Linked DNA regions of Mus musculus: regions 1, 2 and 4 are each linked to region 3. Evidence: chromatin loops called from intact Hi-C (ENCODE). Cell type or tissue: heart. All regions are shown on one strand. Each heading gives the region's core, and the rest is flanking DNA. Links, peaks and the distances in the headings are about the cores only.

The links. Hi-C counts contacts between places; a loop is a spot of excess contacts. Peaks named below come from ENCODE experiments on the same cell type or tissue, not always from the same donor. Only the 100,000 strongest peaks of a DNase experiment are listed, where the experiment ranks them.
Region 1: it touches region 3 in a loop (10-fold over the local background); 2 of 42 quality-filtered maps call a loop at or near these places.
Region 2: a loop joins it to region 3, with 6 times the contacts of the local background. A loop is called at or near these places in 7 of 42 quality-filtered maps.
Region 4: it touches region 3 in a loop (4-fold over the local background); 7 of 42 quality-filtered maps call a loop at or near these places.

The regions. Positions count from the first base shown.
Region 1 is chr8:83,097,840-83,103,672 of GRCm38, reverse strand. No RefSeq gene overlaps it. Among named protein-coding and RNA genes, the nearest start is that of Tbc1d9, 65 kb to the left of the region's middle. In heart, for the core only: a CTCF peak has its summit at 3,434 (motif pointing left); no DNase peak of the experiment used is centred there.
Region 2 is chr8:83,563,973-83,569,805 of GRCm38, reverse strand. It overlaps Ndufb7 (NADH:ubiquinone oxidoreductase subunit B7), which reads right to left and starts at 3,048. Exons shown (of 3, transcript NM_025843.3): 1 at 2,876-3,048. The coding sequence starts at 2,987. In heart, for the core only: CTCF peaks have their summits at 3,138 (motif pointing left) and 3,927; a DNase peak (open chromatin) is centred at 3,085; H3K4me3 peaks cover 2,035 bases; H3K27ac peaks cover 2,160 bases.
Region 3 is chr8:83,620,202-83,626,034 of GRCm38, reverse strand. No RefSeq gene overlaps it. Among named protein-coding and RNA genes, the nearest start is that of Dnajb1, 15 kb to the right of the region's middle. In heart, for the core only: CTCF peaks have their summits at 1,110 (motif pointing left) and 3,513 (motif pointing right); a DNase peak (open chromatin) is centred at 3,544; H3K4me3 peaks cover 682 bases; H3K27ac peaks cover 305 bases.
Region 4 is chr8:83,570,732-83,576,564 of GRCm38, reverse strand. Ndufb7 (NADH:ubiquinone oxidoreductase subunit B7) reads right to left here. Exons shown (of 3, transcript NM_025843.3): 2 at 5,567-5,735; 3 at 4,942-5,132. The coding sequence ends at 5,000. Tecr (trans-2,3-enoyl-CoA reductase) reads left to right here. Exons shown (of 13, transcript NM_134118.5): 2 at 2,037-2,087; 3 at 2,643-2,694; 4 at 3,110-3,154; 5 at 3,242-3,345; 6 at 3,422-3,537; 7 at 3,619-3,724; 8 at 3,812-3,884; 9 at 3,973-4,016; 10 at 4,110-4,167; 11 at 4,245-4,333; 12 at 4,507-4,552; 13 at 4,630-4,867. The coding sequence ends at 4,757. D830024N08Rik (a long non-coding RNA gene) reads right to left here and starts at 2,039. Exons shown (of 3, transcript XR_003947410.1): 1 at 249-2,039. In heart, for the core only: a CTCF peak has its summit at 2,897; DNase peaks (open chromatin) are centred at 454, 1,764, 2,944, 3,274 and 3 weaker places; H3K4me3 peaks cover 649 bases; H3K27ac peaks cover 3,017 bases.

The DNA.
Region 1 (5,833 bases), core at 601-5,600, 520 kb after region 3:
TAGAGTCCAGGGATTACAGGTATATGACACCACACCAGACTGGATGATTTTTCTGAAGGAATAATGATGCCGAGAAAACTGCCCAGGCCCTTACTGTGGCTACTAGTCCCAGCAAGGAAATTGGGTTTAATTTGTTCCTGCGACTAAGAAATGAGAAGTGATTCACAAATGCCAAGTGTGTTGGTGATGAATGTAGTCATGGCTGGCTCTTATGCCAATGGGTCAGTGATGAATGGAGTCGTGGCTCTCTCCCATGCCACAGTTCTTCCTCTCGTCTGTCCAGCAGTCTAGTTTTCATTGTTCTAATGAGTCTCTGCAGGGGCAGGGTGAGCAGGCCGCTAATGAAGCCTGGGTCGCCTGGTGGTCTGAGTTGAGTCTAATTGGAGCCAAATCATCTGCTCTCTACTTTATCCTGTGAAGCATGAGGAGACGCTGGGAAGCAGCAACTGCTTTCTTCAAGCACTCAGGGAAGTTCGATGCTGTAAACTCTCCAGGCCTTGCAAAGGAAGTGTTTATGGGAAGTGAAGCTACCGTGGCTAACCTCAGCTTTTGGTTTAATTTTTGTTCTCACTTATGTCTTCCTCCCATTGCTCTGAATGTTCTTCTGACTTCTTAACACAATCCTTTAGTTAAAGCCCTTGATGTTTATAATGGTGGACAATGTAAAATTTCAGGTTTTAATATTGAACTGTGTACACACACACACACACACACACACACACACACACGAGGATAATCAAAGCAGATCTGATTATGCATACCAGGCTGGCCTCCGATGTATAGAGATCCAGCCTCTGCCTTTCCTTTGCTGAGATCAAAGGAAGGTGACGTCATGCCCAATCCATTTTGACGACAAATGGCTTTGCTTGACAATTAAATTATAGTTATATAATATATAATAGAATTGTATACTTAAAATCACACACATACACACACACACATCCATCCATATGCCAATTGCAAAACTGAGTTTTGTCTGAATAACTTGATTCCGCTTTGCAGAAAGCAGCCTGCACTTCTGTAGAAGGGCAAAAGTCACAGACTCAACTCCATTTGGCTAGAGATTCCTTCAGAAGAAGCTAAAAGCCTCTGACTTCACTTTCACTGTGGGGTGTGGGGAGGGGTTTTGTCATTGTCATGGTAAACTCTGAAACCCAAGTGCTTGTTGTAGATGTGGCACAGAATGGGTAATCATGGGCGCTTCTGTCTCACCATTCTGTGCCCTGGAGTTCTCTTCCTAACAGGAATGGGAAGCAGGGTTGCTGCAGGGAAGAGTCTGAACAGAGAACTAAGTTTTAACCTGAAGTATCAGTATAAAGTCATGAGGTAGCTTTTCTTGCTCTCTTTCCCTGTGCCCTCTCTCCTTTCTTCTATCCTTCCTCTCTTCCATAAATAAAAATGTGTGCACTATAGAAAAGCCTAGATCAGTGACTGCCCCAGCCTGCATCTCCACATACCACTTTTTAGAGATAAGGCTAATTTCATGTTTGGAACAAGAAATGTGTAATACAGTTTTAGGAGATTGGATTTTAGTAGACAGCAAGGATACTTTTAAATATTAGTGACATTCTGTTAGGAGGGTGTAAGAGTCACTTAGAGACCTCCATGGACAACAGATTGGCAAATGTGAACTTTCTGTAGTTGGATCACCTCAGTTCCAGGTCTGCCAGGCAGGCTGCTCTCATGAGCATCAGACACAGGAGAGGCTGAGCTGAGTCAGGACTTGCTTTTTCCAGCCTTGACCTAGTCAATCACAGTGTTCCAGTTTTCTCTCATCCAGTGCAATGTCCCCATCTGCACAGGCATCTTGAGATACTTCCGATGATCTGCCTTGAAGGTGGCAAGGTGTTTTTGTCTTGTTTTTTGTTTTGTTTTTGTTTTTGACAGGGTTTCTCTGTGTAGCCCTGGCTGTTCTAGAACTCACTCTGTAGACCAGACTGGCCTTGAACTCAGAGATCTGCCTACCTCTGCCTCCCAAGTGCTGGGAGTAAAGATGTGTTGCCACTGCTGCCCAGTGAAAATGTTAATTTTTTAAAATATATGTCCTCTTATTATTCTTTTCTATTTTTTTCTTAATGTTTAGTTAGCATTTAAATGCTATGCTTCCCAGTTTCCTCCCCAGGTGTCCCAGACAGCCCAGTATAATAGCCAGATAGGACTAATTCTAGCCCCTCGGTGGACTATATTATTTATTTTGAATGAAAAGCATTGATCAGATAGGAGTGTGATAGGATATCTGTCAGGTATTGTGGTAATTCTTTCAATTCTTAGTTATTAATTGATTTTTAAATTTTATGTGTGTGAGTGTTTTGCCTGCATGTATGTATATGTACCATCTGTGTGCAGGGCATTCAGAGGCCAGAAGAGGGTAAAGGGTTCCCTGGAACTGGAGTTAGTTGTGGGCTGTCATCTGGGTTCTGGGAACTAATCCCAGTCCTCTGTAAGAGCGGTGCTCTTAACCATTGTGCCATCTCTGCAGTCCCTCGTCCAATTCTGTATTCTGTGAGTACACATTAGAAGTCTCTAGCCAGATCCTTGGTTATGGACTGAGACACAAAGAAAACAACACGGACCTAAAACTTGTGTTGTTTGCAGTCTAGAAAGGAGACTGGATGATTAATCTAATAATAGTGTAGGTATGTTTGGTGTGCTGAGTGCTATTTAGTAAGAAACACAGTCCCCACCCCCAAGGGAAAGCTAAAGGATAGATTAACTAGAAGAAGGGAGTTAGGGAGAGGCCATTCAGATAGAAGAAAGAGCCTGGGCTAGAGAGTACTGTGCGTGTTAGAATTTGAAGAGGCTGAAGAAAGTCAATAGAGTTAGAATATATACAAAGAGTGGGAAGCGGCATAAAGCAGTATGAACATGTCAGGGGCAAGGCATCTCAAGACCTAAGGAATGAGTTCCCGGTTCTGTGTTAAACTTGGACTTACTAGAGGTCGGAGATCATTAGGTAATTTTTCTTGGATCAGTGTTTTTGGGTATGTGTGCATATATGTGTGTGTACATGAGCATACCCAGGCCTTTGCTGCTGCGTTCAGATGCAGGGAGTCAAAGTATAAGCAACTTTGTGAAGTGCTGGATAGGAAAGACACTTGTGGTTGACCAGTAAGTTCAAGGGTGATAGTCCAAAAGCGTGCTGTCACCATCACTATTGTGAGACACATCTGAGACTTCTGGTTTTCTAATAGTTTCAGCAATATATAGGCCTAAGGACACCTTCAGGCTGTAGAGCCACCTCCCACCCTCACCCCCATGAGCATCCTTGAACATGCAGGTTGCTGCTGGCTACCTTCTTTTTGGTACTATGCACATATTACTGGGGGCAACTTCTGGACAGTTACTCTTTGCCCTATAAACTTGTTGAATTCATACACCAAATGTTCTCCAATGACAGGGAAATATTTCCATTTAATGGTCACCAGAGCCCCCTACTGGGAGAATTGGTTCAACTACCAAGTACCATCAGGAAGGGCAGATACTGTTTTACAGTCTGCTAGAAGATCTGGCTACTACTTTTGAATAACTCTGACATGAGTCCTGAAGGTCAGCTTCTCACTTGACGTTTTCCCCCAATTACCTTGCCTTGAAGACACATAAAAATTTAATCTTAAAATTGGGGTTGGAGAGGTGGCTCAGTAGTTAGGAGCCCTGGTTGTTTCTTCTTAGGAACCAGGTTCAATTCCCAGCACCCACATGGCACGTGAGAATCATCAGTAACTCCATTCCTGAGATACCAACACCCTCTTCTGACCTCAGTGGGCACCCAGCATACACCTGCTACAAGACATACATTCAGGCAAAAGAGTCATACAACAATACAATATATATTATTCAACTGGAATCGATTGTCAAGAAACCTTTTGCCCCAATTGTCAAGAAACCTTTTGCCCCAATGTCCTGCTGTAAGAACATCTGGACTTCTCAGAGTACCGTGTCCTCTGTTGTGTTGCTAACATTTGTGGGAAAGGATGTTCCACAATGGGGCCAGATACACATTTCTGTGTTCTTGTAATTAAACAGTATGTGATGAAGCTCATTTAAAAGTCATTACAGAGTTAACAAAAATTATAAAGCCACTCCAGGGAGAGCTTGTACTCCTTACACACATCTTATTCTTCCACTGCACACTTGTGCCAACTAAGGAATGGATCCACCCTGGTGTGTTTCCACGTACAACTCCAGACTTTATTTTGGTTTCTGTCTTTGAGTTTTCCCCTACTGTCCTCTGTCTCATGATTCCAAGAAGGCTGACACATTATATGGAATAGTCCTGCCTCTTGGGTTTCTTTGATCTTTTGCTAATTCCTGTAACTTCATTAAGATGATGTCACCTGGCAGTGTTTAGGAGGACTTGGTCATGCATTGTGTAGAATATGCATTTGCCTAATGCACCATTGCCATCATGGCTCTACTGGGGTTATACTATGGACTTTTGGAGAGGAAGATCACAGAGGCTCTTATGTAATCATTTTTATCTCATGTCTCAAGGAACCTTGCTATCAGCATGGCAGTCACTTCTGTTAATTTTGGCCACTCAGCTGAGGAAATATTGTTAGATATTCTACCACAGTTACTTTTTTCCCTTCTTCCTTTCTGTGCTAGGTTTAAGATTTTATTTTTTATTTATGTGTATGTTTGGGGACTGTATGCCAAGTGTGTGCAGTTAACTGCTGAGGCCAGAAGAAGGCATTTGGTCCCCTGGAGCTGGAGTTACATACAGACAGCTGTAGGAAGAGCAGCTAGTGCACTTAACTTCTGAGCCATGTCTCCAGTACCTTTTTATGTTAATTTAAATATCTCCTTTCTTATTTTATATGGACAGAAAAAGATAAATTTCTTACATTTCTTTTCAGAAAGAAGGTAAGTAATAGAATGAGTGTTGATAAACCAGTCTGTCTGTCTGTGTATCTATCTATCTATCTATCTATCTATCTATCTATCTATCTATCTATCTATCTATCATTGCTGGGGATGAAATCCAATGTTTTACCTATGCTGGAACTGCACTACCTTAACAGCCAAGAATAAGAACTACTTCCAAGAGCCTAAGACGAGCATGTAAGAGTTGTGGAGCCCAGTCCCAATGGATACATTAAGAAAACAACTCCCATACCCAACACTCAGGAAACACTGTGAAAGAGGAGACGGAAAGATTGTAAGGGATGAAGGATCAGGGAATTTGTTGTCACATTGTGACTTCTAGTAGCTTCAGCAGCGACACCCATAAAGATGTCACCAACATGACTCCTAAATGTGAGCCGAACAAGGACAACTACAATGGACACGCCACAGTGGACAGGGAAAGACCCCGAGGTACCAAACCTTCACAAAGAACCACGGGTGACTAAGGAATCCTGAGGCTTGGGAAACAGTCTTCCCCAGGGAAGCACGCCAATCCCTACAAACATAGACTAAGCAGGTTACATTTAGGAATGCATGTTTATGCATACACATATGTGCATATAACAGCAATTAAATAGAAAAGACAATGAATTTGAAAGAGCGAGGGGGCCATAATAGAGGGCTTAGAGGTAAGAGAAGAGAAAATGATGTGATTTTAATCTTAATAAAGAAGAAAAAAAGCACAGGCACATGACCAGTTTTGCCCTTACTGGCTGTGTGATCAGGGCTGTACAAAGCACTTAGTACTGGCATTCAAGTGTTGTTGGATGGACAGCCTGGCGTCTATACGACAGTACTGATTGTGATCACCGTTTTGAGGGCCCTGTTTAGGTCAGTCTGCAAGGCCAGTAGGGCAGATTTTCAATAAAGAAGGTCTTTTCACTAACTATGGTGTTCTGGTTTGCTTTTCTATTGCTGTGATAAAACA
Region 2 (5,833 bases), core at 236-5,235, 56 kb after region 3:
CAAATGTCTATTCAGACCATTAAAAACAAAAAGAACCTTAAAAAAATACACAGAAACCGGTTGGAGTTAAGTCAGTGGTAGCTTGTGTGAGGCCTTGGGAAAACCTTAGCCCTGCACAGCCACTGCATGCTCCAATCACCTGCTGGCCTTCCTCTGGGGTGGGGTGGGGTGGGGGTATCCAATTCCTGTCAGGGCTGTTGTCTCCCATTATGCTTCCAGCTACCGTCCTTTCTTACATGGTCTCAGGTCCTTGTCCCCTTTTTTGGGCTTCTCACCTGGTGCCCAGACGTGCCTCAGCAGGGTTGCATGTCACCCAGATAGGCTTTCTCTGCCTTCTGTGTTGCTCTCTCTCTGGAGCTCCCGAGCCCAGCAGCAGCCACCTGCTTCTTTACAGCTTTGACCGCACTTCTGACTGTTGATGCTACAGTAGGCTGATGAGGCCAACCTGGTCCCTCCACTCTGCACCTCTGTACTCCAGGCCCAGGGCTCAAATCACAGGCAGGCTCTTGCCAGAGTTACTCACCCTGGAGCTCGGGTTAGCAACTCAAGCTCTGGCCTCTCATTTCCAGTTCACAAGAGGCCAGCAGCAAGCCTTTAGCACACTGTTGCCTGCTAAGCTGCAGGAATGTAGGAGGGAACCAGGCAAATAGATGGTCTCCCTCTTCAGAGGGACACAAAGTAGGCTGAGCACACTGTCTTTGAATGGCTGGCAGCCTTACTGACTGCAGAGGGCAAACCAAACCCAACCAAAACCAGAGTTAGGAAGTGCTGGAAAGTGGGCCATGAGGCAAGGGCCGAGTCGGGCAGATGCCTGGGGCAAGAACATCTCAGGTAGAAGGGGGCCAAAGCCTTGAGGCAGCAGGCACCTTTCCTGCTTCCGGGTTTTGACCTAAGCTCAGGGAAAGGTAGAGCTGTCCTTGACAGTGACTGGGAAGGTGAGCACGGTAGGCTTAAGGGGAGGACAGAGCTGAGACTCAAAGAGTACAAGACAGACATTGAAGACAGAGGGGTACAGCCAGCAATCTCGGCACTCAGGAGCCTGAGGTAAGAGTTTTGAGACTAGCCTGTGCTACACAGCAAGATCCTGTCTCAAAAGGAAAATAAAACCCAGGCTGGGCTTGTTGGCTTACTCCTGTGATCTCAACACTCAGAGGTTGGCCAGCCTGTGCTACAGAGTGAAACCCTATCTTAAAAATTAAGGTGTCAGTGGAAGGGGGTGGTGGCTCCTGGGGGAGGAAAGGGGATGTGATTTCAGGAGGACACTCTGCAGACTTCTGGCCGTCAATGCACACGAGTGCTCACATACACATGTACCACTAATAAAGCCCTAAAATTCAGAAAACAAAAGTCAGCAATGTCATTTATAAGTTCAAGGTTAAGGCTCCCCTTGGAGATCAAGTGGACAGCACTGGTGTACACCACACAGTTGTGAGCTGCCTCCAGGGCAGAACAAAGGAGGCAGCAGCTTCAAGGCAGTCAAGGGAGCCGAGGAACAATCAGTGAGAGTGCGCAGGGAAGTGGAGGTGAGCAAGGTAGAGGTGGGGAATGACAGGTGGAGCTGGGGCTGGCTGGGAGCCTTGAGAGGAGCCCTTCAGTAACGGGGATTTTTATACTTAGGTTTTGAGACAGGATTGCTATCCATCCCAGGAACTCATGATGTTCCTGTGGGGGTGTTTCAAAACCATGGACAGGAGCCTGATGAGAGGTTCGGGAGCAGGATCCTTTCATTGTAGAGGGTGGATGGAGGATATAAAGGGGTGTGTGTGTGTGTGTGGGGGGGGGTTCACCTGGAATGGGGACTCCGCCAGGCTAGGGACAAGTCATTTGGAAGGAGTTTGGAGATGCATGGGTGTGGGAGCAGGAGCTACTCTTGCTTTCTCACAAGAGCTTGCCTAAGATGAAGAGGCAGTGAAGAACTATAGAAGCAACAATGTAGGCTATAGCATCCCTGAGCACCACTGGGCCTATGAGCTCTGTGCTCCCGAGGCCAAAGGGAAAGGACTGTGAGTTAGAGACTAGTCTGACTCAAAAATAAGAAGGGGGTCTGGAGTGAGGAAGCAACTTGGAGACCAGGTCAGCAGGGCCAGCTGAGTTTTACCAGGGTTTTGGATTAGCCAAGCAAGAGAGGCGGCCAGGGAGTGCTGTATTTTCAAAATGACTATGGGCAAAGCAGGGTGTCAGGTGGGTAAATGTTCTGCAGATTCAGTACTGACGGAGCCATCTTCTAGTCGACACTACAACCTTTTGGTAAGGCAAGTCATTTGTGTCTTTCCCCTGCTTACAAGTGGGGCTCTGTCCCTCCCTGGTACCAGCTTCATCAATCTCATATACACCCCTTTTAGCCTGTGCTTCTACACTCTTAAATTTGCTTCCCAGATCTTTTTGGACACGCTGCTTTGTCCAGGGGGCTCCCTGAAGACAGCGCCAGTGGCTCTCTGCTACCCTGGGGCATCCCAAGTGCCAAACTAGGACTTTGTCCAGAGCTGTCACTCTGATTTTCCTATACAGGAAGAATGAGAACCTTGCGAGTACACACAGGCCTTGGGTTCCTCCCCCAGCACCATCACACTAGACAGGACAAGGAGCATGATCGCTCCAGCCCCCCAACCTTGTATTATTGTACGTAACCAAATGCTAGTGACAATGTATGGAGATGCAAAGAACATGTCCTAGGCTCCGCGCTGTGCCCAGGACGAAGTGCACCGGGGCAGTCTCATCTTCCCGTTCTCTGCTGTCTCGTCCCAGCCTTTTGCTTTAGCCATCCCCGCACAGCCTCCACACTCAAGGAGGTCGCCCTCCCGACTCGACCCGGCCCTCCGCAAGCAGGCAGCTGAGTTCCGCGGGATCTGCGGTCGCGCCTGCGCACTGAGCTCACCTCGCTCCTTGCGCTCCGGAAAGCCGAGGTCCGGCGGGAAGCTGGGTATCTTCTCGGGGTCAGGCTCCACCGAGGCATCCCACAGATAGCGCCGGGTCAGGTGCGCCCCCATGGCTACTCTGCCTTACCCTTCTTTAGTAGCCGGGGTCACCTCGCTCCCACCTGGAAGCACTGCCCCTTCAGTGTCTTCCGGGTCATCTAGGCTGCGGCGGGGGTCATAGAGATGAACGATGGAACGCTTCCTGGCTCGCTGACACCCCCTGGCGGTGTGGAGGAGACAGAGCGGGTGCGGCGAACGCCAGTTGGCTAGAAGGCCAGGCTGGCCAGGGAGTTGCAGGGAGGAGTGCGGGTGTGGAAGCGGGGAGGTGGCAGGGTCCCCTGTGCTCTGCCCAGTGCTAGGATTATAAATGTGTGCCACCAAGCCTGCTGTATACATGTGTATACATGGGTACTGTGGACACCCTGGACCGAACCATCTTCCGCGTTCCTCTTCCTCCTCCTCTTTTTTTTTTTTTTCTTAAATTAATTTTTTTTTCTGGTTTTAGGATAGACCCCCAGGCCTAGCATATGGTAGATAAGTGCTTTCCCACAGATATACACTACCATTTCCAACACTCGAACTTCCAAACACTTTCCCTAGGTTTGTCGGTGTGAGTGCACATACGTAGGTGTGCTTATGAGTGCATTTGGTGGTCAGAGGTCAATTTCTGGGGTCATTACTCTGTCTCTGTCCAACTTGTTTGAGACACTGTCTCCCACTGGCTTTGAACCCTTCAAGTAGGTGAGGCTGGCTGTCTAGAAGGCCCGAGAGATTTAACCGGGCACCCTGTCTGTGGTTCTGGAATTTCAAGCGTGTGCCCCCACACCAGGAGTTTTCTTACATGGGGTTTGGGGACTGAATTGAGTTCTTTATGTTGGTAAAGCAATCACAGTAATGACTGAGCCCTCCTTCCAGTCGTTGTTCTTCTAAAATGAATACTTTGTGATCCTGGTCTAGAACATGGTAAATGAAGGCTTTACCACTGAAGCCTGTCCGTAGTGCCCAATCCTGACCAGAGAGGGCGCAGCCAACCTGATGGTCTTAAAAGCTCTTGGTCTAGAGCTTCTGAAGGAACCACTCTCTTCCTTGCTCCTAAGTGTCTGTCAGGGTGTGTCCTCTCTTGGCTTGCTCTCTCCTCTCATCCAGGACAGCTTATTTGACTCAGACTAAGCACACCTCTCTGTTCAGAGCTCCCCAAGGCGGGCTGGTCTGTAAGCCCCAGGGATCCTCTTGTCTTTGTCTCCTCTGGGCTGCCATGCCCAGCGTCTGTTTTACATGGTATTTTAGTTAGGGTTTCCATTGCTGTGATGAAATACCACCAGAAGCCATTTGGGGAGGTAAGTGTTTTACTTCCCGGTCTGGAATGCAGTATGTCCTGACGGGAATGTCCTGATGGGAAGTCAGGACAGGAACACAGACCCTGGAGGCAGGAACTGACACAGTGGCCACCCAGGAGTGCTGCTTACTGGCATTCTCAGGCTGCTTTCTTTTCTTTGTATAGGGTTTCTCTGTATAGCCCTGGCTGTCTTGGAACTCACTTTGTAGACCAGGCTGGCCTCGAACTCAGAAATCCGCCTGCCTCTGCCTCCCAAGTGCTGGGATTAAAGGCATGCGCCACCACCGCCTGGCTCAGGCTGCTTTCTTTTAGTACCCATGGCCACCACCTCAGGGGTTACACCACATGTCAACCACTAAATAAAATGTACAAAAAAAAAAAGGAAAAAAAAAAAAGAGAAGAAAAGAAAAAGAAAGAAAGAAAATGTACTCCAGACTTGCCTTTGGCCAATCTGGTGGGGTGTTTTCTCAGCTGAGGCTCTCTCTTCCACAGTGACTCTAACCTATGTCAAGTTGACATAAAAAGCAGGTAGCACAGTGTGGCTTCTTGAGATCAAACATAGGTCTTTGCCTTTGTGAGACAGTACTTTAAAACTGAGTGGCTTAGTTAGGGTTTTATCACTGTGAAGAAACAAAGAAAACATTTAATTGGGGCTGGTTTATGGTTTCAGAGGTTCAGTCTGTTATCATCATGGTGGGAAGCATGGCAGCATCCAGGCAGGCCTGGTGCTGGAGAAGGAGCTGAGCGTTCTGCACCTTGGTCTGAAGGCAGCCAGGAGGAGCCTCTCTTCTCCACTGGACAGAGCTTGAGCACATACATGTTGTCTTTCCCCCTCCCTGTCTCTCTTTCTTGTCTATGTCTCTGTGACGTGCAAACACTCTGTCTTTGTGTCAGACATATACTCTGTGTCTCTGTCTCCATGTACACACACACAATTCACGTGTCGGTCTCTCTGTGTCTGATACACAAACCTCTGTCTCTCTTGGCGTCTCTCATACATGCCCCATGTCTCGTTCTCCGTTCTCACCCCCGTGTCTTATTCTCTGTTTGTCTCTGTCACACATACTCTGTCTCTGTTTCACACATATTATCACATTCTGTGTCCTACACATACTCATTCACACTCTGTCTCTCTGAGCATGTCACACACACTCTTTCGTTCTGTCTTTGCTTATCTCTGTTATACACTTCCTGTCTCTGTCTGTCTGTCTGTCTATCCCCTCAGTCTCTGGATCTCAGTCTGTGTCACACACACACACACACACACACACACACACACACACACACACACACACACACACACAAACACACACACACACACACTGTCTTTTGTATTTCTATGTTCTCCCTTTCTTGTTAGTTTGTCCTCTCTCTCTCTCTCTCTCCCTCTCTCTCTCTCTTTCTCTCTCTCTCTCTTTCTCTCTCTCTCTCTCTCTCTCTCTCTCTCTCCTTTTTTGTATTTCTGAGACAGGATTTCCTCTGTGTAGCCATGGCTTTCCTGGAATTCCCTCTGCAGACCAGCCTGGCCTCAAACTCAGACATCTGCCTGCCTCTGCCTCCCAACTGCTGGGATTAAAGGGGT
Region 3 (5,833 bases), core at 623-5,622:
CAATTAACCTAATCTAAAAATTTCCTCACAGGCCTGCCTGAGGACTTGTCTACTAGGCCGTTCTAGATTCCATTGAGTTGAGGAAAGACTCTAATCACCGCAGTACCAACATCACCTTTGAGGCCTGGCTGGGGCGAGGCTGGTATCTCTGACACCCTGCATACAGTCTCTCCTGACTGATTGGGCACCACTCACAGTATCTCTGATAGCTGATCTTCATTTTCAACTCAACTGCCTTTAAAATCACATAGGAACAGAGAGTGGCCATACCCTCTTTAGCAGAGGTCTTGCCCAGCATGCACAAGGCACTGACTTTGATCCCCAGCACTGCACTAGCCAGGTGGAGTAGAGGCAGGGGAGTCAGAAGTTCAAGGTAATATTCAGTGGTATTGTGAGCTCAAGGATAACCTAAACTAGTGACCCTATATCAAAAATAAATCTAGGAGCAATACCTTTGGATCTGTGAGTGAGGGTGTTTTCAGGTAGGTTCAACTTGAATAGAAGAGTCACTCTAAATATGCAGAACCATTACCATTCCAAGGACTATCACCCATGCCTGGCAGCTCACAGTTACCTGTAACTCTAGCTCCAGGGGATCCAACACCTGTGGCTGCCAGGAGCACAGGCAAGCACACGAACACAACTGAAAAATAGACATCTTTGGTTTATTTTAAAGAACACAATTAAAAAACATTTACTTATTTAATGTATGTGTTTTTGCCTGCGTGTATGCACATGTACCACGTACACGCCTGGTACCTGAGGGGGCCAGAAGAGGGATCAGACTCCCTGGGAACTGGAGTTACAAATGGCTGTGAGCCGCTCTGTGGGTGCTGAGAACTGAATCTGGGTCCTCTGCAAGAGCAGCCAGTGCTGTAACTGCTGAGCCACCTCTCCAGTCCCCAAAGCAATGTTCTTTGTTTTCGGTTTTTGATTTGTTTGTTTGTTTGTTTTTTGGCAGGAGATAGGGTCTCACTGTAGCTCTGCCTGTCCTAGAAGTCACTATGTAGACCAGACTGTCCTTGAATTCAGAGATCTGCCTGCCTTTGCCAGCCACTCCCAATATCCACTAAGTGTGATCCACTCTGCTCACCTGGAATCCCAGCCCTCTAGTGGTGAACATCGATTCACTGTCACCCTCAGCTACATGGTTGAATTTGAGACCAGCCTAGACTACATCAGACCTTCTCAGAAACAAAGACAAAACAACTTCCCACTCCCTCAGCCCAATCGATCCCCCACATTTCCTCCTCTTTTTTTTTTTTTTTTTTTTTTGGTTTTTTCAAGATAGGGTTTCTCTGTGTAGCCCTGGCTGTCCTGGAACTCACTTTGTAAGACCAGGCTGGCCTTGAACTCAGAAATCTGCCTGCCTCTGCCTCCCGAGTGCTGGGATTAAAGGGGTGTGCCACCAGGCTCGGCTTATTTTATTTTGAGAGAGGGTTTCACTGTGTTGGCCTGGCTGGCCTAGAATCTGATATGTGGATCATGGTTGGCCTTGAATTTACAAAGCTCTGCCTGCCTCTGCTTCCAAGGTTAGGTAGGGGTTAAGATGTGCACCACCGTCATTGTCCACCTACTTTTTCCACGATTCATTTTTCTGTGTGTTCTTCCAATAGGAGTCTACCTCAGGAAGAGTGAAATCCAGTCTTCCCTTAGCCATAATCTACATCGTTCACTGACTGGATCCTGGGTGGGTTTCTGCCCTCCTGTGCTCCCCTCCTTATCTGCAGAGTGGGAATAATAAGAGCAGCCATGCTCCTAAAGTTGCTAAAATGTTGGGATTAAATGAACAGTTTCACGTCACATACCTCCAACGATGGCAGACTGTTAATAGATGTTTAATGCGTCCCAGCCACAAAGCTGGGCAAAGACTGTCTATCGTGCTAGAAACATGACAGACAGCATCCTGCAGAGGGCCTCAGCTGTGCGCCAGGCTCCATACTGGCTGCTCTTCGAGACTCTTTCCACAGAACAATCCCAGTCTTCTTCAGTTATGGCTGGCCTCTCTTGAATTCTACAGAGCGGGAGGCCGAGGCTCAGAGGGAACTAAACGCTGTTGGAAAGTTGCACAGTATCTCATGAGTACAGCCCTCACCTCAACCCCAGGCACAAAGGAACATTCTACAGTTTGGGGCCAGACCCAAACTAAGGTATCGGGACAGGGTGGCCCGAGAAGGAACAATGCCAAGGGACAATGCAGCACCAGGATGAGCCGCCCTGCTTCCACCCCGTGCTGACACCGGACAGAGGCATGCTCAGCACATTCTCTACCACTGAGCGCCAGTCCTGCCCTGAGTGACATTATCAGTTGCTGTCACAGGCAGTTAGCATCTGCTTGTGACTGCTGGTTTAGGAAGCCCTGGGAAAACCCCAGCAATGATGGAGATCCACGCTCTTCTGTAGAGCTGCTGGCAGGGCAGAGACAAATGTTAGCTGAGTGGCAGGCATGGCTCAGTTGCCTAAACTGACAAAACACACACACACACACACACACACACACACACACACACACACACACACACACACACACAGCCACACATATGCACATGCACTCGACAAACAAGCAAAACCAAACACACTCCACAAACAAAACATACATACAGTAGCCAAAAACAAAACAAATCTCATCTGCTCAGGAGGTTGAGGTAGGAGGTCAACTTGGATTAGAGTTCAAGGCCAGCTTCAGCAGTTTAGTAAGAGCCTGACTTAAAATAAAAAGTAGAGCTGGAGAGATGGTTCAGTGGTTACTAGCACTTTCAGCAGCTGCGTGGTGGTGGCAGCTGTGTTAGCCTTTGATCCCAGCGCTTGGGAGGCAGAGGCAGGCAGATCTCTGTGAGTTCAAGGCCAGCCTGGTCTACAGAGCAAGTTCCAGGACAGCCAGGACTGAAATCCCTGTCTTCAAAACAAAACAAAACAAAACACAAAAATGACTCCTCCACCACCACCTACAACCACAAAAACAAATGGAGAGATGGCTCAAAGCTTAAAGGCTGAGATCAGAACTAAATATATATATAATATATCTAGACAACGTCCACTCCTCACCCCCTCCTCCAACTCCTCCCAGGACTCCCCTACACACGTTCTCCTCTCAACTTCATCTTTCTTCCTCTTCCTCCTTCTCCTGCTTCTTTTCCTTCTGCTTCTTATCAACACACTGCGTACAATTAGTGCTTTCAATATGTGTACAGATATGGGGTCATGGAGAGTCTGCCATGGGTCACACCCTTTAAAGAACTGACTTTCCTTTCAGCGAGGTTGTGGGCCCAAGCTAGAAAGGTCTCAGCTCCTCACCAAAGTAAAGGAATGCCCACATCCCAGAGCCTGTGGATAAGGGCTGGAACTTAAACCTCGCCAAAATCTGTTGAGCTAGGAATGGGCCCTCGGAAGCCCCTCCTCTATTCATTCTCAATTATTCAACAAGACTTTTCACATTCTTTTTTACCAGCCTTCACATACCACCTCGCATACCATCGTCTTCCCGGCCTCAGTGTTTCCCCGACCGATGGCCACGAGAGGGCGCAAGGAGCACTTGCATCTCTCCAGTACTCCACCCAGGTCCACCCGAGCTCGCGCTCACCCAGAGCTGATGATCTCTGCTCGCCCGCGCTCGCGTGCTCCGATGCGGTTGCGATCTTCCTGACATCAGAGCACCCAGTCCTACCGCTGGCTTGCGGTAGCCGCCTGCTGGACAGGTAGTTGTGAGTTCCATCATTTGACCAGGTCTGTCCACCCACCCAGCAGTCAGTGGTGCGAAGCAGCGTGGGTCTTGCTGCTTCTGTGCCCTGTATGTCCAGAAGCCCGAGGTTTGAAGGACAGGGGCCATTCCTGCACCCTGAGGAATCTGTCTTTCTGTCTAGGCCTTTTCTCTGAGACATCCTTTTTTTTTTTTGGGGGGGGGGGGGGCTTTGGAGCCAGGCTCTCGAAGATAATGGCTTCTCACTAAAGTAAAGGTATGCCCATGCCCCAGGGCCTGTGGTTAAGGATCTTGTCAGATGAAATTTATCCACTCATTAAGTTGTGACTTGGGTATGTGAGCACATGTATGTGTGTGCAGGTCAGGGGACATCCATCCCCCAGTGTCAGTCCTCACACACGATTTATAACGTGTTTTGAGACCGGGTCTCTCATGTGCTGGAATTTGCCAGGCTAGGGTGCCTGCGATGGAGCCCCAGCAAGACTCCTGTCTGGGCCACCGCCCTAACACCCCCACCTCGCCCCGGGCTGGGATTACAAGTTTAGGACAGCACGCATAGGTTCTGTGAATGGAACTCAGGTCTCATGTTTGCAAGGGAAGCACATTACTGCCTGGGCCCCCAACCTCAGACACTTATCTATTTATCTATGTCTTTTATTTTTGTAGGGCTGCAGATAAAGAGAGGGTCTTGCTAGGTGCTAGGCCAGTGCTCATCCACAGCCCAGTCCAGAAGTGAACGACAGACAGACATACACTAGGGAGGGCTGTTTGACGGTAGCAGCAGAGAAAAGGGGTGCTTCTTAGAAATAGCAGACCTTCAAGGATTGATGGAAGTCACCAGAATCCAGCGGAGGGGCATGGGCTGGATGGGAGGAGCCACTGTGATTTCGTCCTAGACTCCGGAAGAACAGGACAAATTCAGTTGGCTCTGCCTGGTTTTGTTTGTTTCTGTTGTTGTTGTTGTTTTAAAATAAGGTGTATGTATGTGTTTGTGTGAGCATGTTCATATGTGTGCATGTGAGTGTAGGCCAGAGGATATACAACGTACACGACGGGCTCTGGGGATTCAATTCAGCCCTCAGCTTTTTTATTTTTGGGGACAGGGTCTTAACATTTTTTTTTTTTTCGAGGCAGGGTTTCTCTGTGTGACAGTCCTGGCTGTCCTGGCAGTCTTTCTGTAGACCAGGCTGGCCTTGAACTCACAGAGATCCACCTGCCTCTGCCTCTGCCTCCCCAGTGCAGGGATTTAAAATCATGTGCCACCACTGTGTGGCTGAGTCTTACCTTCTACGCCAGACTCACCTTAAACTCCCGATCCTCTTACCTCAGCCTTTGGAATGCTGGGATCTCATTTGTATTCCACTGAACCAGGTCCAAATCTCTGCCTTTAAAAATGATTTACTTAGTTTTTAAAAATTCTGTGCATGTGTAAGTGTGCACTTGCCGACTAGTCCCTCCTGGAGGCCAGAGGTCCTAGTCATAAGCCCACTGATGTGGGTGCTGGAAGTTGAACTCAGGTCCTCTGGAGGAGCAGTGCGTGCTGTTAACCATCTCTTACCCCCAAATCTCTGCTCTTCTTGTCTTGCTTGCTTTACTGTGTTAATGTGCATTGGTGTTCTACCTCTGTGTGTGAGGGTGTCAGATCCCCTGGAATTGGAGCTACAAACAGTATAGGCTGCCAAATAGGTATTGGGAATTGAACCTAGGTCCTCTAGGAAGAGCAGCCAGCGCTCTTAACCACTAAGCCATCTCTCCAGCCCCCAAATTTCTGCTTTTTTAAGCCACCTGTTTTTATGACTTCAGAAAACTGAAGCCTCAGGCTGGTAGGATGGTTCAGCGGGCAGAGCACCTGTGTCGTAAAACTAATGACCTAAGTTTGATCCCTGGGGCACGTGGAAGGAGAGAGCCCACACCGTAGAGTTGGCCTCTGACCTCCATGCTGTGGCATGTATGCCTTCACACATATCACACTAATAATAAAAATATAATCAGTATTTTAAAATAAGGAAACTGAATCCTTAAAGTCTGCCTTCATGAGGGACCCACATCCACTGGGTGTGCCTTCGGGACCTGACACTGAACAGTCTGTCCATCATAGCTGTTTCCTGGATAAACTGTGACTCACAAAGTCCCTAG
Region 4 (5,833 bases), core at 390-5,389, 49 kb after region 3:
CCAGGTTACCAGCCGGGTTCTGTCTATCCTGGTCTGGTCCTGGGCCTGAAAGTCTGGTTTCTTTCATCTCGCCAACCTTCTTGCTACACTTAACATACCTTTTATCTTGGTTTTGAAATAAATCTAGAGGCTCAGAGAGTTGCAAGAACGGCCCCTGGCCCACTGGGCCTTCCTAGACCTATGCCTGGGGGGATGGCGGCTGTGTGGAGTTTGGGCTTGTGCAGGCCGTGGGAGGCCCCCTGACTCACCTCTGCTGCAGGCAGTCCCTCAGCTTGTGGCTTGGGATTGCTCTTCACCGTGGCCCCTCTCCACGCGCTCTCCTGCTGCCCACCAGTTGGTGCACCACGGCTCCTGGCCTGGCTGCAGTGCCCCAGCTGGGGGAGAGGCTAGGATTTCAGCCCTCCCCGGCAGCTGGCCCAGTAGGGAGAGGGGCTGGTTGTATTTTAAGCTGTTGAGTGGTTCAGCAGGAACTCCATGGCCTTCCCTCCCAGTGCACACTGTGCCGCCCTCCTGTGATTCACATGGACTCTAGGGGCTCAGCAACTATTAATATAGCCCCAGCCCAGAGCCCTGCCACCTCGCCCCTTCTAGCACATTCCTCATGTGCTCCTCCCCTCTCGGTCCTCTTTAGAGGGGTCCCAGCGTATGACAGCTCAGTCTGGCACTGATTGTCCTTGTGTGGATTCAGCCATCTGCCCCAGAGTATGCTGTGTCCATGATGTAGGCTCTGGCACATATGGGCAAGCAGGCCTGGGTACCACTGCCTGGCATAGGAACCTTGCTCTGAACTCAAGCCCAGGCCCTACAGGGCAGCATCACTGTGTAGGGTTACCTCCGTGGGGGCTTCCCGACCTGTACATGCACACATACACACATGCATACACTTTCTGTGTGCCAGCACCATGTCGGCCCACCCATGCCTTCTCAAGGACCCCTAGCAGATCTGGGATCGTGCCATGGCCTCTGTTGTTGGGAGCATGTAGGTGGCAACAGTTGGCTTCTCTGGCCTGTGATGCCCCCTTCTTCTGGAAAAAAGTGGCAGATCTCCGCATAGCCCTTGGGTCTCCCCCAGCCAGCATGGGCAGTGTTGAGCATCTTCTCTGACCTGCTGGGTCCGATGGGTCAGATCCCCTGGGGCTCCTGCCTCCTTACCCTGCCCCTATGCATATTTTCTGGCCTCAGCCTGCAGGTTTCTCCTTTGGGGACTGTGGACCCCAGGGGTGCAGGCAGGGTATGTGTTGGGAGGGTATGTGTTGGGCTTTGGTAGGCTCGTCCATGGGTGAGCACATTGTGTTGGCCTGATGTGGTAGGAGCTGTGAGGAGTGAGGCGGTGGAGAGGGAGGTGGAGGGACTTGGGAACTCTGCACCAGTACCTCTGGAATTTGTCACCTCCCTGGGAACACAAATGCACAAGGGAAATAATCCAGTGTCCCTTACAGCTTAGAAGTGGAAATGGATGATCTGTCTCGGAGATTCTCCAGATAGCTGGCATTTCCCCAGGCTGGGTAACCTGTTGGCCAGGGCTGCACACCGGGGCTGGGCTTGCGGCGCCTGCCATGGCTGTGGGCCTTTTCCTTCTTCATGCCCCTGGCACTTCTGAGGGCCTGTGCCCACCCAATTAACTGCCTGTATGAGGGTAGCCCTCAGGGGAGGACTGTGGCTCCTTTGGTGGGGACTCGGGCTGAGATGGTTTTATATTTAGCCAGGCCAGGCCCTGGTGCCACTCGGGTTACATCTGGCGTTGGCGCTGGCTGAGCCTGGTCAGACACAGGCTCCCTTCCAGCACCGAGGCAGAATTTGATCATGCTGCCCGGCCCAGCTCACAGCAGCTTTGTGAGGAGAGGTCGGAGGTGGGGGCTGGCGACTGGCAGTGGGCACCACAGACTGGAAGGCAGAGCAGGAGGGCCAGCGGCTGTGGCATGGATATCAGCTTGAGCATGGCAGCCAAAGAGGCCCACCAAGGCCTCGATGGTCTTCCCATGCCCATGCCCCACAAAGCAGCCAAGAAGCATAAAAAGGCTGTCCTCTTCTTTGAGGTGGAGATTCGGGATGCAAAGACGAGGGAGAAGCTGTGCTTCCTGGACAAGGTAGGACTGCACCCCTGGGGGTGAAGTGCCAGGAGGGCTGGGTCCCTGTTCCTTACAGCTCCTGTAGGGCTATGCAGGCATCGGTGGCCCTCCCTGTCCTTCAGAAGGCATGTAAAGGGTATTGTCTTCATCTAGAGCAGCGGTTCTCAACCTGTGGGCTGAGACCCCATTGGGGTTGCCTATCAGATATCCTGCATAGCAGATATTTATATTACAATTCATATCAGCAGAATTACAGGTATGAAGTAGCAATGAAATAATGTTCTGGTTGGGGTCAGCACACCATGAGGAACTGTACTAAGGGTGGCAGCTTTAGGAAGGTTGAGAACCACTGCGCTAGAGTGAGCAGCTGGGGCCCCTCTGTGGGGCTGGAAGCTGACAGCCTGGTGTGGGAAGGGACAAGGCAGCCTTGGGAGGGCTCTGTGTCCGTAAAGGAGGTGGAGGACGGATGTACCCCGTGAAGTCAGCTAGCTTGTTCCTGACCTGCCTGTACCTGGACCCCCTCCCCCATCCTAGGCCTGGCTCCCTCCGGACTTACACCTTGTTTTCCTTTAGGTAGAGCCTCAGGCCACCATTTCTGAAATCAAGACCCTTTTCACCAAGACACGTGAGTCTCCCGACACACCTATTCCTGCTCCTGACATACGTGTCCCCCCGCTCCCGACACATCTACCCCCCACTCCTGCCTCCCCTCTGGATGTGACCTGGGCCCGCATGCCTCCGCATGCCTTTCCCTCATCGGCTTGTTGCCTCTCAGCACACTGGAACAGTGAGTGAGGCCCGGCTGACTGGGCAGGCTGCCCCTGTGTGGTCACCAGCAGGAATGCTCTTGTGCTATCTATCCAAAGGGGTAAAAAATAAAATCTGTCGCTGCCTATCCTGTGTGCCCTTGCACAGGTGGGAGGAGCTGGGGGGGGGGGGTCCTAGAGTTCTGGAAGCCTTTAGAGGCAGGCCAAGTTGGGGCGTGGGTAGGCTGAGCCTTGCCAGATTAGGTGATGCAACCCCTGACCTTCTCCTGGCAGACCCGCAGTGGTATCCTGCCCGCCAGTCCCTCCGCCTGGACCCCAGTGAGTACAGCTGTCCATCAGCCTATCCCTTGGGCTCTTGGGGTCAGGAAACCAGGGCAGTAACCAAATACTGACTTCTCTCTGTAGAGGGGAAGTCCCTGAAAGATGAAGATGTCTTACAGAAGCTTCCTGTGGGCACCACAGCCACACTCTACTTCCGGGACCTCGGGGCCCAGATCAGCTGGGTGACGGTGAGCTCTGACTCCTTCCCTGGTCTCTGCCTTCAGCTACCCTGGGGCGACTCACCTTGTCTCTGGGTACTCCCAGGTCTTCCTGACGGAGTATGCCGGGCCCCTTTTCATCTACCTGCTCTTCTACTTCCGGGTACCCTTCATTTATGGCCGCAAATACGACTTTACGTCCAGTCGGCATACGGTGGTGCAGTGAGTGGGCCCGGAGGAAGGTGGGGGTGGGAGGGAGGGTGGAGGCTGGATTGGCCCTGGCTGAGTCTGCTACCCCACTAGCCTCGCCTGCATGTGCCACTCGTTCCACTACATCAAGCGCCTGCTGGAGACTCTCTTCGTGCACCGATTCTCTCACGGAACCATGCCTTTGCGAAACATCTTCAAAGTGAGCACCCCCATTCTTCTTGTCTTGCCTGCCCCCCAGCAGCAGTGCCTGCCCCCTCCCCACCTGCTAACTCATTTGCTCTTCCAGAACTGCACCTACTATTGGGGCTTTGCTGCATGGATGGCTTATTACATCAACCACCCTCTCTACACACCCCCTAGTAAGTGGGTCCAGACAGTGCCCTTACCCTGTGTGACCCCACCACGAGGCTTCCTCTTACAGGGCTCTCCTTCCTGCTTTTTCTACAGCCTATGGAGTTCAGCAGGTTAAGCTGGCACTGGCCGTTTTTGTGGTAAAGAGGCTGGGGCAGCAACCAAGTGTGGTGAGGTGTGGCAGCTGGGTGGGGTGAGGGCTGGCTGTGGACTGACCCCTTTCTCCTTCATAGATCTGCCAGCTTGGGAACTTCTCCATCCACATGGCTCTTCGGGACCTTCGGCCTGCTGGTGAGTGGCTTGCTGGGGCTGGGGCTGGGTGAGCAGGGTGAGGAGGGGGTCTGACCTACTCTTATCCTCCATGCCAGGGTCGAAAACCAGGAAGATCCCATACCCCACCAAGAACCCCTTCACCTGGCTGTTCCTGTTGGTGTCCTGTCCCAACTACACTTATGAGGTGAGGGACTGTACTGCCTTTGTCCTCTCAGGTCTGAGGTCCTGCACATGGTGAAGTGCAGGAGTGGGCTGTGGGGAGTGAGAAAGCTTGACCTCAGTGAGGCTGTGGCCGTCCCCCGGGGCTGTGATGCTGGGCTTCCCTCTCTGTCCTCATTCTGCCTGTACTGTCCACAGGTGGGCTCCTGGATTGGCTTTGCCATCTTGACTCAGTGTGTCCCAGGTGAGTTCCTTGTCCCTGTGCGGTGCGCTGCCCTTCCAGCAAGGCAGCCTCATTCTGATACCCCATTCTGCCCACAGTGGCCCTCTTCTCCCTGGTGGGCTTCACCCAGATGACTATCTGGGCCAAGGGCAAACACCGCAGCTACCTGAAGGAGTTCCGCGACTACCCGCCCCTGCGCATGCCCATTATTCCCTTCCTGCTCTGAGCAGCTCCTCACGGCTCTGCCCAGTAATACTCTCCACCCCTCACTGCCCCTGTCCTGATGTGTGGCTGGCCATGGCTCTCCAGCAGCAACAATAAAACCTGCTTACCCAACTGACTGTGTGTTCTTTAGGGGTACAGGGACCACACCATTCCTTCCCATCCTTGAAGTAGCACAGATGAAGTTTAGGCAGGTGACCCAAAGCTTTTATTTCACTGATAGGTCCACAGGCTGGCGGGTAATCCCTACAGGGCCACCTCAGGGCCCACCTCTCCTTCTCCCTGGCCTTGGGCTACCCGTGCTTCCTTCAGTGCCCTTCGCTTCTTCCTTTGGAGCAGTCGCCGCTCACGTTCAAACTCCTTCATGCGTTTCACGTAACTGTGGGCAGAACATAGAGGGTCTCAGTGCCATAGGTTTTGTCTTGAGTCCATTCCAGCCACCTGGAAGCCCTTGCTAGGGGTGAGGCCTCCCCCAGGAATTCTGACTTGGCCCCTGTCCTAGGTGGCTCCAGCCTCTTCCCATGCCCATGTGGGTGGCTGTGGTGCAGTGTGGGTGGCTGTGGTGTGGGTGGCCGAGGTGTGGATAGCTGAGTTGTGGTGTGGATAGCTGTGGAGAAGGTGGCCGTGGGGTGGATGGCTGCAGTGTGGATAGCTGTGGTGTGGATAGCTGTGGAGAAGGTGGCCGTGGGGTGGATGGCTGCAGTGTGGATAGCTGTGGTGTGGATAGCTGTGGAGAAGGTGGCCGTGGGGTGGATGGCTGCAGTGTGGATGGCTGTGGTGTGGGTGGGGCGGGTGGGGGCGGGGCGGGCTCACTCCAGGTGCTCGCAGTAGTCCCAGTCGTGCTGCTCGTGCTTGCAGGCCAGGAAGTTGGGGAAGCTGTCTCGCTTGCACTTCAGCAGCCGGATGAGGTAGTGGGCACAGTAGTCACGTTGCTGCAGTGTCAGCTGGGCATCCATCATCTCTTGTTGTGTGGCCACCATCACTGTGGGGAGTGGTGAGGCTCAGCCCTGCAGCCAGCCCCACCTCCACAGACCCCGGTGTGCACATGGCACAAACGGAAGCCAGACACAGTATGGCTTA